Linked DNA regions of Homo sapiens: all the other regions are linked to region 3. The links are chromatin contacts, found by Hi-C or POLR2A ChIA-PET in ENCODE. All regions are on one chromosome and are shown on one strand. The core of a region is the stretch at or near the end of the contact, and the rest is flanking DNA. Distances in the headings are between cores, read along the strand shown. Region 1 overlaps PREP (prolyl endopeptidase). Region 2 has its middle 30 kb from the start of POPDC3. Region 3 has its middle 18 kb from the start of PREP-AS1.

Region 1 (3,990 bases), core at 766-3,265, 41 kb before region 3:
CACTTCGGGAGGCCCAGGCAGGAGGATTGCTTGAGGCTAGCAGGTTGAGACCATCCTGGACAACGTAATGAGACCCATGTCTCTACAAAAAATAAAAAATTAGCTGCATGTGGTGGTGCATGCCTGAAGTCCTGGCTACTCAGGAGGCTGAGCCAGGAGGATGAGGATTGCTTTACATACATACATACATACATACATACATACATACATACATACATGGACTTCATTTTGTAGAGAATGGAGAGGCATTGCCTGTTTTGAATAGTAGAGTGACTTAGATTAAAAGGGAGGTTTTACATGGATTAATCTGGTAACAGGTGCTCAGATTGGAAGCAGGAGTCCTGGAAGCCAAGGCCCCTGTGCAGGCAGGCAGGGATAAGATGGTGTGGGAGAGGTAGCTACAATGACTTTGAGCTCCGGACCTGAGGTAAGCTGGTATAGGTATTTGAGGGTCAAAAAGAGAGTATTTAGCCCTCGGAGCAGGCGGCGGGGGCGGCCTGTGCAGCAATGGCTAAGATCAAGTCTCGGGACCTTCACGGGAAGGAGAAAGAGTTGCTGCTCAAACAGCTGGACGACCTGAAGGTGGAGCTGTCCCAGCTGCGCATCGCCACTGACAGGCGGCGCGGTCTCCAAGCTCTCTAAGATCCGTGTCATCCACAATTCCATTGCCCGTGTTCTCACCGTAATTAACCAGACTCACACAAAGAAAACCTCAGGAAATTCTACAAGGGCAAGAGGTACAAGCCCCTGGACCTGCGGCCTGAGAAAACATGCGCCTGCGCCACTGGCCCAGCAAGCACGAGGAGAACCTGAAGACCAAGCAGCAGCCGCGGAAGGAGCGGCCGTACCCGCTGCAGAAGTACACAGTGAACGCCTGAACGTCACATTGTCAATAAAAGAGAGCTGGCCGAAGAGAACAAAAGAAAAGTGTGTATTTAATATGCAATTCTGTATTCATTCAACAAATATTTATTGAAGGCAAACAATGCAGAACTCATAACCCTCTGATGATGGACTCATCATGTGGTTCTCATGCAGGAGCAAAACACACAGCATATGCCTTCCATGTGCAGCATAAATCCCATTGCAGTGAGCCATGTTACAGGGCAGTTTCTGCCTGTACCAAAACAGACGCTGCTTTCTCTGGGCCTCCGCGTGTAGCAGGGTTCCTTCACTTTTAATGAAAATGTCTGATTGTGTGTCTTCATTAACTACAAAGAGATCAGACCAGTGGAACTGAAGATGGCTTTGATGTTCTACAATCAAGTCAGATTTATTCATCCTAGCCCTGTGTGTCTTTCTACCTCAAAACACCAGGTTACTGCTAAAATCCAAATAAACTCATCAAAGTGCCATAGCACGAGATCCAGCTGTGCCTCCTTCACTGCCCTTCTTTCCTTGTATTCAGAACTTCCACTTTCTATTTCGCTTTTGGCTTCACAGTTTGAGACTGGGAAAAGGCGTATTATTCCAAAAAACAGATGGCTGAGCCTTAGAGAGCTGGTGAATTTCTGCAGAGATGATCAGTATAGCACTTAGCACATTGTTGGTGCTCAAGAAATGTACTAAAAGTTAAAACAGATTTTAAATAGACTGACTTTGCTGTAATTGAGGTATCCTAAGGGAGCTTTTAAATCCCCAGTGTTACCAAAATGCCCAGCCATCCTTGGAAAAACTAACTAAAGCAGTCTGGAATAGACTTTCCTTCTGTATTTTCTGCCCAAAGATGACTCTTAAACTCCTCTCTACTCCCCAAAAGTTAAATGCCTGGAACATAGACAAGATGACAACCTTCTAATGCCAGGCTAGCATTTTTCACCTTAGTACAGCACAGAAACATGTAATGCCTCCCTCTAAGTCCTAGGAAGTTCTTCATATGCTCATGTTACAGGGTAACTGAAGCACGGAGTTTGCCCGCCTACTGTCCAGTTCTTTTGGTAATGGAATGTCTTGTTCCTCTGCATGCTGCCTGTGGACTCAGAGCAGTTCTGCTCCTTGTCAGATTTATTTGGCACACGTAGCACAGACCACACAAGTGGCCTCTGTCAACTCTGATAAAAAGGGGGAGCTCAACACCCTTTTATGAACATTCTCCTTTAAACCTGTCAGGCTCTAAAATTAGGCAGGAGTTGCTATCACCAGACATTCTTCTGTCTGAAGGGGCTGCCCTTTGCAGCCTACCTTCATCTTTCATAGATGAGCACATCTCATGACTGGCGATAATGGGAGTCCTGGCATTTGCCTCAGATAGCTCAGTATCTGAACTGCATCAAATGCATTACTGAAGATTGTTTTCAGGAACCTAACTGATTGCACATTCGTGCGTCTTAACACAATTGATTTTATTACTAAATGTACGCATCTCAAGGAGAATAATAATTTCAAGAGAGACAGTTGATCTTTGCACAACTAAGGTCATTGATTTGAAGGAACAGTAATGTTCCATTGATTTGTCATATTTACTTCTCTTTTTTCTTTAAAGGAAGATATTCTTTTTTTTTTGAAATCAGATTTACATGTTAAGGCAGCTAGATGTGTGTTTAGTGATTGCCCTCTTGTGCTAAAACATGCTTCCAGAGTTAAACTGCTTTATCATTGGTGATGCCTCTGGAAAGTTGTGCTTGACAACAGAGATGGGATTTCTGAAACTTTAGACTTATGTACTTTATATAAATGTACACCATTTCTTCAGTAGTTTTTTTTTTTTAACATAAAGCATTCAGCTCAAGGATCTGTGAGTTCTTATCTGTTAAACAATTATTCTTAGAATATGGTTTTAAATGTGCAAAATCAGAAGCTGCTTTAAATTTAATTGATTACTTAAAAAGTTGGGATAGCTTTATGATTTGCTCAAGCATTTTTTTATTTGTGAAATGAATTGTGTCTGTTAAGCCTTAAAAAAATACTATTGAAATGGAATTTTTTTGGTAGAATGGCCATGGCAAGATATAGTGGGATTTTTATTGTTTTAATAATCTGTCTTCAAGATGGTAACACTAATGACTGTGTGGAGAAGGATCATCTTTCTAAGCTGACTCATTTTGCTAAAATAGTAACAGCAGCCCCTCTTGTATCTGGAATATCGCTTTTGAAATGTTTGAGTGAGTCTCCTTTTTAAGAAAATAACAAAAACAGTCTGGGCGCGGTGGCTCACGCCTATAATCCCAGCACTTTGGGAGGTTGAGATGGGCAGATCACTGAAAGTCAAGAGATCGAGACCATCCTGGCCAACATGGTGAAACCCTATCTCTACTAAAAATACCAAAGTTACCCGGGTGTGGTGGTGCACACCTGTATTCTCAGCTACTCAGGAGGCTGAGGCAGGAGAATCGCTTGAACCTAGGAGGCAGAGGCTGCAGTGAGCTGAGATCATGCCACTTCACTCCAGCCTGGACAACAGAGTGAGATTCCGTCTCAAAAAAAAAAAAAAGCAGAGAAGCAAATAAGGGATAGCATCTCTGGCAGAATGATATTTGTCCCCAGGATTCCCTAGAGATAGGTGGTCATTGTCTTGGGGAAGAAGAAATGAATGTGTTAAATCTATACCAAAGGCTCTAACACTTTCAACATTTTGTATAATTGCACCCAATAAAGATATTTACAAGGAAGTAATAACTTGAAGTTAATTACTTTGTGATATAGTAGGAAAAAAACACTGAAACAGGGACTTGGGAGACCTTGGTAGTAATGTGCCATAAGCTGGCAGTGTTGCCTTGGCGGGTATTTTTTTTAAAGACAGAGTCTGGCTCTGTTGCCCAGGCTGGAGTGTAATGACGCAATCTCGGCTTACTGCAACTTCTGCCTTCTGGGTTCAAGAGATTCTCGTGCCTCAGCCTCCTGAATAGCTGGGACTACAGGTGTCCTCCACCATGCCTGGCTAAGTTTTGTATTTTTAGTAGAGATGGGGTTTTGCCATGATGGCCAGGCTGGTCTTGAACTCCTGTCCTCAAGTGATCTGTCCGTCTTGGCCTCCCAAAGTTCTGGGATTGC
Region 2 (4,009 bases), core at 1,176-3,675, 51 kb after region 3:
AGTCTGGATTATGGATTCTCCAAATAAATGAAAATCACATCATCAACCCGCAATCACACACCTAAACACATGCACAGTCCGCACCCTCGCCACCCCAACAAGCTGACCAAGAATGTAACTTAGCTAAATGGTTCTCAAACTGTCATGTGCACAAGAATTGACTGGAGATCCTGCTAAAATCAAAAAGTGAATATGGCAGGACAATCGGTAGTCAGCCAGGCACATCGTTAGCTCTCATTTTTCATTGGGGGTGACCAGGCTTCAAACCTCTTTGAGCATAAACTTTCAGTAAAGGACAGTTTGCTGGTGTGGATCCAGTATTTGCCATACTGTCTTTTTAACTTTTCTATAAATCTAAAACTATTCTGAAATTAAAAGTTTATTTAAAAAGCAAGCCTGCCATTCTGATGATTTCTGAAACTGGGTGTGGTGATCTCCAGCCTCTGACTCATAAGGATTCCCCTCCCTTCTTCCTGCACTGGGCCTTATAGTAGTTTTTATTTGATCAGTTGGTTTTTAATATTTTTAATTCTGAATCCGTGGTCTACTTTTCCTACAACTCAGTTTTCTCCATCTATGAAAGTGAAGGAATCATAGACGACAGTATGGAAAGATACCTTAGGCAACAATGAAAAAGCAATCCTACGTTTGGCAATAAGAACTCGTAAGATTGGGGTCTTACCAACATATACCAAACACCGCCAACAGCAAAAGGCAAATTGGCTGCCCCCAGTCTTCATGTGAAAGTCAAAAACTGACCTGTCTCTGGGTCCTTCTATCAAATCACCTCATTAACTTCACTTTTTTTTTTTTTTTTTTTTTTTAATAATCACCATGGCTCGGCATGGTGGCTCATGCCTGTAAATCCTAGCATTTTGGGAGGCCAAGGCAGGAGGATCCCTTGAGCCCAGGAGTTCAAGACCAGCTTGGGCAACATAGGCAGACCCTATCTTATATAAAAATAAAAATACATAAATTAAATAACCACCCTACCGTACTGGCAATTTCTGAGTCTTCCAGGAAATGTTGGTATTTTATAAGACAGGCTACCAGAAACTCTTGCAAAGCCTTGTCAGGGTATTATCAGCTCATCTCTGAAGCACATAATTTTTCATCTTTGATGTCAGAAAAGGTGAATGGAAAGATCCATCAAGTGACAATAAGGAAAAAAGTAAAAAAGTCACACTCACACTAAGAACCTTTTAAAAAGGTCTATTGTTTTTCTGTCTTGGTATAGCTTTACATATGGGTTTGTCTTCCATAAAAGAGGCAAGTACACAATTAATCAAAGACAAATGAAAAGTCATGCTGTCTAGCTTTGTATCCTAGAAAGCTATTTCCAGCATTGTTTATTTTAGCACTGCTAGCACATGTTGAAATGAATTAGAATACTAAAGATAAGATCTTTAGGGGACATACACCTAATTTTATCCTAAGTAAATATAGTAACCATAGTGGTTCCAAATTACAAGTTGTTGGTGGGGGAGGGGCATATGAAAAAGTATACAGCAGTTATGATGGAGTCAGAAATCTATAAATTAACTTGAGATAACACACTAGAAAAATACAGAGAGCTACACACTTCTAAACTTTTGCTGTTAGAGATATTTATGATAAAGTAGCCTGAAATCTGTGTGAATGTCAAAAGGAATGAACACCTTTTCTGCCTAAAAGTTGTCACCATGTTGTTCCCCAGAAATACTTCCCTGTGTCTGATGAATTCTCTAACTTACAAGTTGTTTGTAAGGTAAAGCTTACCTTCTACCATCCAAGTTGAAATTACCAGATACCCTCAAAGCATTATTTGCAGTTTTAACAACCCAGGCCTCATCAGACAGACATACCCACACCAGACTGTGAAACAGGAGAAGCAGAGGAGCTGGGATAGCAGGGAATCATCTCCAGCAGCAGCACCCAGTGTTTGGGGACTGCAGCAGCACGGTGCTACAATGGAGTGTCCTGTCTAGTACACAAGCTGTAAAATTTAATGTTTGGGATGCCAATGGCAGTGACCTCACCAGATCTACTTTGTGGTAGTTTTAGATGTCTAGTATCCGGATGAATTGGGCTACCCGATTTCAGTGAGGATGCCACAATCCAGCCCTCCTGGTATTTCTGTGAGCTATCCAATATTCTTCCAATAAACTGTTCTTTTAAATCAAGATGGCTTGTTTTTCTTGCAACAGCATTTTAACTGATACGGGAATGACTGCAGGCCATAAACTCCAAAGAAATAGAAAAGAATCTGAGATTGATTACCCAGTCTGGTAGGGATAAAAGGCAATGAAAATCCAGCTAGCACTGAAAAATTGCGAGGGGAAGGGACTCTGGCTGACTCAAGACCAGCAGAGATGAAACAATTGATTTCATTATTTCCCCATGGTCATCTAGAATGAAGTTCCTGCTGAGTCATTATGGACTTAGAGCAGTTTCTCAACCACAGCACTATTAACATTTGAGGTTGGATCATTTTTTGTTGTGGGGCTATCCTGTGTGTTGTAGGATATTTAGCAACATTCCTGGCCTCTGCCCACTAGATGCCAATAGTACCCCCACACTCAGTAATAACAACAACTAATGTCTTCAGATATTTCCAAATGTCCCCTGGAGGGCAAAATTGCCCCGGGTTGAGAAGCACTGCCATAAAGAACACAAAGAAGCTGATGAATTAAAATGACTTTGGAGTGGGTAACTTAATTAAAGAGAATGACAATCCAGGAGAATTTTTAGTACAAGAGGATGGAGAGAAAGACATTTGCTAAAAGACTCCTTTATCTCATACAGCTCTAAAGGTCATCTTGAGCTTGAACCATGCTCCCAACCCAGTGGGGCCAGAGGTACTCAAAGAGCTGCAAATGGGAGGCCATATGGAAGCAGTGGACCCTGGTTTATAGCATTTGCCAATTTTCATACAAGCTAGCTCGTGCATACCACAAGTCATGGCCAATTTCCCCCTTAGCCCCTTTCTGCTTTCTTCCCTTCTTTTCTACAGGTAGTAATCCAAGGAGCACACCCTGACAAAACTCCTACTCTCCAATCTCTGTCTGTCTTAGAGTCTGCTTCCAAGGGAATCCAACCTGCAACCAATGTGACTCAAGTACAGTGAACCCCGAGAAGGGAGGATAAACTCCCATTATTGAGAGAAAATACTTCGCCGTTCAAATCATGGAGAGCCTTGTTCATCATACAAAGTAGTTTGAAATTTATCACATAGTCAATGGGGAGATAGTGAAGTCTTTTAAATAGAGCATTAACAAGACTAAACAGTTTAGGAAGGTTATTCTGAAGCAGAACAGAGAGTAGGGTGGCAATTACTCTTGTAATTGTTCCAGCTGGGACAGCTAGAATGGGGCTAGAGAGGAAAGCCCAGAATAAATTGAGAGGATTTGATGACGAATTAGACATGAGGTTGGGGGAGAAAGAAAGAAGAGTCAAAGATTTAAGATGACCACTAGTTTGGGAGACTGGTCAGATGAGTTCATGGCACAGAATTTAGGAGGAGGATCAATTTTCAATGTGTTGAAATTAAGGTATCGCCACATGGACTATCAAGGTGGAGATATTCAGCAGGGGTATGTGTACAGTCCCAGGCCACGTAACAGCCTTTCTGTCCACAACGGACCACATATACAGCAGTGGTCCTTTAAGATTATAATGGAGCTGATACAGTCCTATCACTCAGTACTTACCAAACTTTTTGTAGTTATTTTAGACTGTACTCCTATTTTTTTTTTTTTTTAAAGCTAACTGGGGCCAGGCATGGTGGCTCATGCCTGTAATCCGAGCACTTTAGGAGAATGAGACTGGAGGATCGCTTGAGCCCAGGAGTTTGAGACCAGCCTGGGCAACATAGCAAGACCCTTCCTCTACAGTAAATAAATAAAATAAAAAGCTAACTGTAAAACAGCCTCAGGCAGTTCCTTCAGAAGGTCTTCCAGAGACATTGTTGTCATAGGAGATGTCAGCTCCTCTGTGTGTGTTTATTGCCCCCAAAGACCTTCCAGTGGGA
Region 3 (3,798 bases), core at 792-3,291:
TCCAATAAGCTCCAAATGAATGAATCATAAAATCAACTGGGAGAACTAATCGAGGGTTTCCCCAAAAACCAATTTTCTACTGTATGGGATTTTCCACTGGGGATTACTACAGCATTTTTATTAAAAGGTGATGGATTGAGTTATTACTATAAGGACAAACCATACTACATTTTATTTGTTTGGAGTATGTATCTCAGAAGAATTATGAACGTCTTTGGAGATTAAATGAGACATCTAAATGTAGAATCCAGAAAAAAATAAAAACTTCAAAGGAGCAGAGAAACTGACGTTAAGCACGTGGGATGAACTGCTGAGGTTGAACACAGAACTTAGCCCTGAGTCTGCAGGCCCCTGGATGAACTTGGGTGAATTACCCTCACTTCAAGAGCCTCAGTTTCTCAGCCAAAAAATACAAATCTCTTGACCTCAAAAGGGCTATTATGTAATACCTGGATTGAGTAAATGACTGCCCCACCTAAAGATACCCTCTCTGCTGGCTGGTTTCTCTCCATCTTCCTTCTAGGGTCCAGCTCATGCCCCACACTGGTGACTGCTGAGGGTCAGCAGGCCCATCTGTCTACCCACTGGGGACAGCATTCTGTCATCCACCGCCTGGCTCCAGCGTGCCAGTCACTTGCTCTGCAGCTTCTTCATCCTGACCTCAGGCTCCAGCTAGTCCTACATCCTCCCAGAATCCCTCAATTTTTTTTATTATACTTTAAGTTTTAGGGTACATGTGCACATTGTGCAGGTTAGTTACATATGTATACATGTGCCATGCTGGTGCACTGCACCCACTAACTCGTCATCTAGCATTAGGTATATCTCCCAATGCCATCCTCCCAGGGGATCCAGAGTGGGGCAGGACACGAACCCCTTTGCTTTTGTGTCCACTGATTTGCCATGGCTCCTCTCCCCAGCCATCAGCCCGTAAAGGAGTGGTCAGGACATGTCTTACTGCCTGCTTCCCCTCCGTCTATCTTCCATCCTCTCTCACACGTTCCTCCTCCCCTGTCATTGGCTACTTCTCTCTGTCCCTGCTGTTTATTATAATCTAGTCCACCAGGACAGCTCTCAATAGATGCTAAAGAAATTCTCTCTCCACAAAGCTTGCCTTTCAAAACTAGCGCTTTTCTGCAGACCCGGAAGTCCTCCTCTAGAAGTCTAAGACTGAATCCTAGACTCGAATCTTTCTCCTTGTATTCCTGCTGCGACTGCCCTAATCCTCCCTCAAGGAAAACTAAACATTCCTGCTCAGAAAATGCAAATCTATACTGTAATATATTTCAAAGAACAAACACTTCTTCAGAATGCCACACCCCTCCCTGTGATAGTTTCTCTCTCCATCTCATATTTTCTCTTTCCTAATTAAAGAGGGTTTAAATTTCCCCTAAGAGGAATCATTTAAACTAAGAAGTTGGAAAGACGGGGCTAGAAAAATGGATTGTTGAGGATGAAGCAAGTCACTGCAGCTCCTTTTCCCTCGCCTCATCAGCTACTGCCTGTAGGTCACGTGTATGTCCTAAGACAACTGGATTCAAACACTCAGCCTCCTTTCCTTTAAGTAAGATTTCAAAGGACATGCATCCCTTGCGATAGGAATTTCAGAACAGATTTTCAAACCTCTCACAGTTATGGATAGCTCTTTTGCTACCCTAACGGCTCTTCACCACCCCTAAAGGTCTGCTCATTCTCAATCCCAATTCTATAAAATATTTTGTGAAATTCCTTATACAGACATTTACTCCACTCCTTCTAGGGCACAGTGCTGCAGGCAGTGTAGAGATGAGTAAGTCAGGGACCCTGCACCCCAGAAAAGTCCAGTTACCGAGGGAGAGGGAGGGGGGAGGAGCAACTACATAGGAAGCTCTGAAACAATGGAAAATGTGACTGAGGTACAAAACGCTCCAGGAGCACCAACCGTGGAGTCTAAGGGGCACTTCTCACATGTGATTTCATATCAGTGACTAAGTCATGTGTTGGAAAATTCCCTGAAAGCTATTTTACAGCCAGAGCAGACAGACTCCATGGGACTGAGTTCTCCAGATGGTTATTAATAAAACTACCTTGACCCGAACCATCATGGTCCAAGTCTGTTGGCTTCTGGTCAAGTGCAGGAAGCTGAAGTGCTAGGAAGACCCACAGCCTAAATGGCACTTCTCTATGCCAAGCTTCGTTAAAAGCTAGAGAGAGGACAGAAGCCAGGAACAGTATACAAGGGCCAGCAAAGAAATCTCCTGCAGTTCTACTTGCAGTTCTAAGTTGCTAATTGAGAGTGGAGATGTGCTTTGGTAACCAGATAAGTGGGGGATAACATTGCTATTGTACCGTGAAACTTGAGACCACTCTTTATCCCCAGGATTTTCATCCAGATGGAAGGCAGAGAGGGGTCTATAGAGAACAGTAACGGAAAGAACAACCAAGTGAAACAAAGAATGCTGGTAAAGGTTAATTATAAAAGTAAATAGGGAGAGTACAGTCATGCATCACTTAATGACGGAGAAATGTTCTGAGAAGCATGTCATTATATGATTCCATTGTTGTCCAATCATAGGGTGTACTTACACAAACCGAGATAGTGCAGCCGAGGTACGCCTAGGCTATGTGGTGTCGCCTATTGCTCCTAGACTACAGATCTGCACAGCATGTTACTGTACTGGATACTGTAAGCAGCTGTAACACAATGGTATTTGTGTATTTAAATATACCTACACAGAAAGCACAGTTAAAAAAAATGGTATTATGAGACCACTGTTGTTTAAGTAGTTTGTTGTTGACCGAAATTTTACTCAGCACATGACTATAATAAAAACTGGAGAGTACTGACATTACTAAATATCGGAGCCAGAATTAGTTGTCTGGCTAAAACTTGAGATAAATCTTTATGTTTTTTGGTTTGTTTGTTTTTGTTTGAGACAGAGTCTCGCTTTGTCACCCAGGCTGGAGCGCAGTGGCATGATCTCAGCTCACTGCAACCTCCGCACCTGGCTATTTTTTTTGTATTTTTAAAAGAGACAAGGTTTTGCCATGTTGGCTAGGCTAGCCTCGAACTCCTGGCCTCAAGTGATCTGCCCGCCTCGGCCTCCCAAAGTGCTGGGATTATAGGTGTGAGCCACTGCGCCCAGCCCAGATAAATGTTTAAAAGAAGGAGAGTCAAGAACTAGAAAAGTGGCTGGGCACGGTGGCTCATGCCTGTAATCCCAGCACTTTGGGAGGCTGAGGCGGGTGAATCATCTGAGGTCAGGAGTTCAAGACCAGCCTGGCGAACATGGTGAAGCCCCATCTCTACTAAAAAATTAGCCAGGTGTGGTGGCAGGTGCCTGTAATCCCAGCTACCCAGGAGGCTGAGGCAGGGAGAAGTCTTCAACCCGGGAGATGGTGGTTGCAGTGAGCCGAGATCATGCCATTACACTCCAGCCTGGGCGACAGAATGAGACACTGTCTCAAAACAAAAACAAAAACAAAAACTAGAAAAGGCCCTTTGGAGGGAAACTATAAATATAGTGGAAGAAATTAAGCAAAATTTAGAATAACCAAGCAAATATTCACTGCAAAAATGTTGCTGGGAACTTGAAAATTAAAATAGATCCACTTAAATAAACATGTTAAGAGTCACTTATTTCACGTCATGTGCCGGTGCTGGCAAAGCTCTATCAGGGTGAGCAGGGTAGAGATCTCGGCCTGGAATGTGGCCGAAGAATGCAGTACTTTACTCCACTGTACCATAATCTGACATGCTGAGGAAACCTGTTCAGCCCAAAATCTAGATAAAAAAGTGAGTCAAAGGACCAGGTGTGT

The links. A loop is a pair of places that touch in the nucleus more often than their neighbours do. ChIA-PET counts read pairs that join two places held with the same protein, here RNA polymerase II (POLR2A). Pooled maps may share reads with other maps.
Region 1: a loop to region 3 is called in a map of Right ventricle myocardium inferior, with 6 times the contacts of the local background. The contact joins two enhancer-like sites. A Hi-C loop is called at or near these places in 2 of 168 maps with a recorded cell type or tissue (Right ventricle myocardium inferior and ovary) and 3 of 50 pooled maps. POLR2A ChIA-PET finds 5 or more read pairs at or near these places in 2 of 52 experiments (MCF 10A and Panc1).
Region 2: a map of gastrocnemius medialis shows a loop between it and region 3 (1.9-fold over the local background). The contact joins two enhancer-like sites. A Hi-C loop is called at or near these places in 5 of 168 maps with a recorded cell type or tissue (cardiac septum, endothelial cell of hepatic sinusoid, gastrocnemius medialis and 1 more), 1 of 37 single-sample maps with no recorded cell type and 2 of 50 pooled maps. POLR2A ChIA-PET finds 5 or more read pairs at or near these places in 1 of 52 experiments (OCI-LY7).

Annotation. Positions count from the first base shown.
Region 1 is chr6:105,299,341-105,303,330 of GRCh38, reverse strand. The region is part of intron 10 of PREP (prolyl endopeptidase); the gene reads left to right. It also overlaps the pseudogene RPL35P3. Among named protein-coding and RNA genes, the nearest start is that of PREP-AS1, 22 kb to the right of the region's middle. Within about 2 kb of position 2,015, at least 5 of the 41 ENCODE cell types and tissues checked have a DNase peak (open chromatin) inside an H3K27ac peak, as active enhancers do.
Region 2 is chr6:105,208,472-105,212,480 of GRCh38, reverse strand. No RefSeq gene overlaps it. Among named protein-coding and RNA genes, the nearest start is that of POPDC3, 30 kb to the right of the region's middle. Within about 2 kb of position 2,425, at least 4 of the 41 ENCODE cell types and tissues checked have a DNase peak (open chromatin) inside an H3K27ac peak, as active enhancers do.
Region 3 is chr6:105,258,900-105,262,697 of GRCh38, reverse strand. No RefSeq gene overlaps it. Among named protein-coding and RNA genes, the nearest start is that of PREP-AS1, 18 kb to the left of the region's middle. Within about 2 kb of position 2,041, at least 2 of the 41 ENCODE cell types and tissues checked have a DNase peak (open chromatin) inside an H3K27ac peak, as active enhancers do.